2 separate regions of the Homo sapiens genome follow, and region 2 is linked to region 1. A link is a loop called in an ENCODE intact Hi-C map of the cell type or tissue named here. Cell type or tissue: CD4-positive, alpha-beta T cell. All regions are shown on one strand.

Region 1 (2,500 bases):
TTACTGAGTTTTCCTATTACTTACAGTAGGGCTCTAGAGGGTTACATCTAAAATGAGAACAGTGGATGTTATGGACACATCATAAGAGAAAATCAGAATAAATATTCACGTGCTTCATTCAGGACATCAATATTCGGAAGATCAAACACTACTGCAGGAAGCCTGGCTTTTAGACTCCAAATGTGTAAATGTTCTGATGATACACTACTATCATTCCTTCTTAGATTTTCCTTTCTCTGAATGCAATACTCTGACAAAAAAGGAAACAAAACACCGCACACCTAACAATTTCTGAGACAGTGCTGAGATCAAACAAAAGACAAAAAAGAAAACTTCACAAGACGTTGGTTGAGTTTTACTGTTATGTACCTGTAACTTTTCTTTTGCTCTTCCATTTGTGCTCTCATTTTGTAGTCCTTTTATGTTATCTTTTCTATCCTCAATCACATTTCTTCACTAAAATCTTTTTATTCTCTTTTCAACCTTTTTTCACTCCTATTTCCTCCTTTCCTCTCTTCCGAATCTCATGTCTTACTTCACTCTCTCAAAAGTGCCAACCAGCAATGGGATTATGTGAGAACTTTACAGTTGAGTCAGACTCAGAGGCTATCTAGCAGTAACCCCCACGATGCCCATCTCTCTTCAGCATACCAACTCTCCTAACAAGCTGTTAGGAGACAGCTTAAACACATTAAGGTATATCATCTTTCTTAACTTTCAGACACCACAAATCACTTCTTACCGATAGGTATTGCTAGATTGCTGGTGAGTTCTAAGCAGAGCAATATAACAGATATGAATTGCTCTTGCTTCACAGATACCAATTCCTTCTCATTATCAACATTAAATTAGAAAAAAAGTTCACTAATTTAGGTACAGTCCTAAACTACACGTGGCCGAATGTGAAAGCTAACTGCTCTTTGAAAATTATCCTTCGACAGACAAACATTGAACTAGATGCAGGCACAGTGTGAGATTCATCTAATAAGCCTTGTTTGACATTTTGTCAGGATAAGGAATGACTCATTAAATGCCCCAAATTGGCACTCAAGGTATGTTTTACCCTCCTACATTCCTCTGAAAGTTGATTCTTCCCTTAACTGAGTAACCAGTAAGATACTGTTTAATTCCGAGTCATATTAGGTAAATACGGTACTGTACTTCAAATGGTACTGTAGTGTGATGCCTCGTGGAGCCCTGGCAGATGCATGGAAGCAACAGTAAAGTGATTTAGTATTGTGAAATAAAGGAACTAAATCCTAATTTGTTCTGTGCTGGTTTAGCCCCAAAGGGCAAGGAGGTGCAAGTCCCTTACGCGCACCGTGCCGCTGTGCTGTCTAGCTTAAATTCATGTTGCCAGCGTTCCACCAAAGTTTGCAGGGTTTTGGAGGTGTCTCCGGCTGTTGCTTCGGCGGAGGAGTAGAGTTCCCCTCGCTGCGGGCGCAGGGCGCACTGCCTCCCGGGGAGACAGGTGAGTCCGGCGCGGCCCGCACGGGGTCGCCACCTGCCCCGTCGCTGCCCCCCTTACCTTGGTGAGCTGGGCGATTTTCTTGCTCATTTTCAGGTGCATCTCCTGGCTGTAGTCCATGCTGTGCCCAGCCAGCTGTGCGGTGGCCGGCGAGGGCGCGAATTTGGCCGCCGAGCCGCCGTAATAGTGCTGCTGCCAGCTCATGCCCGGGGTCGCCATCTTCCCAACAGACCCCAGCCGGGGCACCTGTCCCCGCGGGTGGAGGCAGGCCCGTGGAGCAACGACGCCCGGGAGGCAAGAGTCGCGGCGGCCGCTTCCCGACCCGACACCCGGCGCCCCCCAGACTCGGCCGCAGGCGCCGTCCCACCCGCGACCCCCGGGTCACCCCTGGAAGGGACGGGGCGGTCCCGCCGGCCCGAAGCCGCGGGGACAACGGCGCGGGGCAGATGCCCGGGGTTGGGCGGCGGCGGCCGGGGGCCGGGCCAGCTCTTGGAGGCTCCTCGGCCCGCGCCTGGCGGAGGCGTCGAGGACAGCGCAGCTCCGCGGGTCCCGCTCGCAGCCCGCACCGAGGACTCGGCGAGGCTGCGGAGGGAGGAGGAGACGGGGCGGGCTGCGGCGGGGATAGGCGGGGACATGGAGGAGGACGCGGGAGCCGCCGTTACCAGGGCGCGCGCGGGGACGGCGACGTCATTTCCCCGCAGCCAAGCCCCGCCCAGCCCCGCGCAGCCGCCGCCGCCGCCGCCAGTCCCGCAGCCCCGCGGCCAGTGCGGGCGCCTCGCGAGGTCGATCCGGGATCGTGCCGCCAGTGCTTCCCCCGTGTGGCGGGGATCCAGCAGCCCAGCCCTGGCGGCGATCCCCGTGCAGCGAGCGTGAGGCCTGACGTAAAAAAAAAAAGTATCCCCAAGAAGACGGTGCTGTAATCACCTTCGGTTAGCAGAACGGGTGTCGATTTACAGACCCTTTCCACATGCGTCCTCGTGTGTGCAGGGCCCCAAGAAGTGGCTCTTCCCCAAGAAGAGAGGCAAGCCCAAT
Region 2 (2,500 bases), 150 kb before region 1:
ATTTGTAACTTACTTTTTCAGAGAATTGAAAAAATAAGCTAAATTCACCTGAAACTGATAGGGTCACTTAGGCAGACAGGATTGTATTACTTAAACTCAGTATGGAAAGGTATCTGAAAATAATGGCAGCCTAAAACTATTTCCTAAATAGCATTTCGACAACATTAACTAAAGTCCCCCTTAATAATCCTTTTGCAAACTTATTAATAGGAAACATTGGCCAGACACGATGGCTCACATCTATAATCCCAACACTTTGGGAGGCCAGAGGAGGAGGATCACTTGAGCTTGGGAGTTTAATACCAGCCCGGGTAACAGAGTGAGACTCCATCTCTAATTTTTAAAAAAGGCTGATGGGGGGGACCCTTTTTCTTGATCCCATCAAGAGATTATCTAGTACCCTGATGCATAATGATTAATACTCTTCATAATTTATCCTAGCAAGTGTAACTGCAGACAATATTTTTCATTTAAATTAAGTATTTGGTCTTTTTGGGAATCTTAACTTGCCTCCAAGAAGTTCTACTATAGTGACTCCAAACCTTTTTGGAATTCAGGAAGCATTCTTATTGATTATAAATCACCACTCTTCTCAAATGTACTATAAGGTAAATATTTATTTATTTATTTATTTATTTTATTTTATTTTATTTTTTGAGACGGAGTCTCGCTCTGTTGCCCAGGCTGGAGTGCAATGGCGCGATCTCGGCTCACTGCAAGCTCCGCCTCCTGGGTTCACACCATTCTCCTGCCTCAGCCTTCTGAGTAGCTGGGACTACAGGCGCCCGCCACCATGCCCGGCTAATTTTTTTTGTATTTTTTGTAGAGACGGGGTTTCACCGTGTTAGCCAGGATGGTCTCGATTTCCTGACCTTGCGATCTGCCCGCCTTGGCCTCCCAAAGTGCTGGGATTACAGGCGTGAGCCACCGCGCCCGGCTGCTAAATATTTATTTTTAAACAAAAGGGTATGTATGTTCTCCAACTTAATCACAGACTGCCCTCAATATTCTGGACCTGCTTTTAATTTTACCAAATCTTTCTTTCATGTAAATAGAATTAATTTGTACCAGCCTTTATTAATTTATACAATAATGGCATAGTTAAATTTTGTTTTAATTAGGGGGTTGACAGGGACTCTAGAAGTGGTTTGCAAGTGAAGAAACTGAGGCTCAGTGAGATAAAATAACTTACTAAGTCTCCCAGGTTAGGCGTGTAGCCTTTAAATCCAATTCTTCTCTTTCGCCACACTATGCCTTCCAAGAAATTACTTCCATGCAATGAACTAAATAAAAATTGTTACACTATAGTGTCACTTTTCCCTAAAATTCTTAAGTCAACTCTATCCATCCTACTAAAAAATCACTTTTAAAACAGAAAGTGAGGGGCAAGGACTCCTAGAGGCAGGAATTCAAGGATACAGCTTTGCCACCCCAAGCTGCTGATTGCTCCACTGCAGTTTCTTAACAATTAAGATGCTTTATCTGTCATGCATTCAACAAAAATGTATCGAGTAACTGGTAGGTAGACTGCACAATGCTAATACTGATCTTTAAAAATAACTAATGTCCTAAAATAGTTCTGAAGATCCCTGGACAAGATCTATCACTTTTCTAATTCTTTGTATTACCAGTTCCTTTATTGTTAGTAACCACAAAAGCTCATAAAGCTGTTTTGAATTACATTTTTAAACACAGACGTGGAAATATATAGACACACAAGTATACTGCTGTCTCCACACATTCTCCCTCCCCTCAGTGGGCAAGACTCATACTTCATGCCCACAGAACACAATTATTATTCTGCTCTAAAAGAAGTGACCATCAACTACACAACAGATATATATTTTAAGTATAAATATCAATTATTTCTTAGTGTTCTAAATCTAGTATATTTTCTCAAAATCTTTCTAGAAGATAGCATGGCAGTAAAATCCTTAAGTGATTTACCTGATATCCTGGCATGAAGATTCTGTTTCATGGAAACAGCCTCAGGCTGAGAAAGGGACTGGAGAATTGTCAAGGCTGACCTTCGCAGTGCACTATCAAAAATTGTAAGCACTTCACTGGGGAACATGTTGAAATATTCCCCGATTTCCATGTTGGTCTCAAACAGAGTCATGGCATTAACCACAACTGGGTAATGAGCATCTTCATCCCTTTCCTTCAAGATTAGAAGAATATCATTCTTATGGTATTCCGAAACATATGACTCAAACACTTGACCAACCAGTGTAACTTGATCGCTATTCATCTTGAATCTAGGTAACTAAAGAAAAAAAAAAGGATCATATTATATATTTGATACTCAAGATGTACACACAATTTAACAAAAACGATTGGTTATAAATCACACTGGCTTTGGGTCATACTATAATCACAAAATAATATCTGAATTCAAATCTTAATGAAATCTGAATTATCTGTTACAGTCACAGTACATGTACTTCAAAAATGAGTGAAGTCAAATGTAAGTCAAAGAACTATGTTGGTACTGATTATC

What was found. Peaks named below come from ENCODE experiments on the same cell type or tissue, not always from the same donor. Only the 100,000 strongest peaks of a DNase experiment are listed, where the experiment ranks them.
Region 2: a loop joins it to region 1, with 5 times the contacts of the local background. A loop is called at or near these places in 11 of 110 quality-filtered maps.

The regions. Positions count from the first base shown.
Region 1 is chr6:119,076,613-119,079,112 of GRCh38, forward strand. FAM184A (family with sequence similarity 184 member A) reads right to left here and starts at 2,052. Exons shown (of 18, transcript NM_024581.6): 1 at 1,529-2,052. The coding sequence starts at 1,687. RefSeq lists a silencer at 1,926-2,245. In CD4-positive, alpha-beta T cell, a CTCF peak has its summit at 1,530; DNase peaks (open chromatin) are centred at 229, 1,439 and 2,219; H3K4me3 peaks cover 2,500 bases; H3K27ac peaks cover 1,521 bases.
Region 2 is chr6:118,929,473-118,931,972 of GRCh38, forward strand. It overlaps MCM9 (minichromosome maintenance 9 homologous recombination repair factor), which reads right to left. Exons shown (of 14, transcript NM_017696.3): 3 at 1,948-2,266. The coding sequence starts at 2,251. Among named protein-coding and RNA genes, the nearest start is that of MCM9, 4.4 kb to the right of the region's middle. In CD4-positive, alpha-beta T cell, no CTCF peak of the experiment used is centred here; no DNase peak of the experiment used is centred here.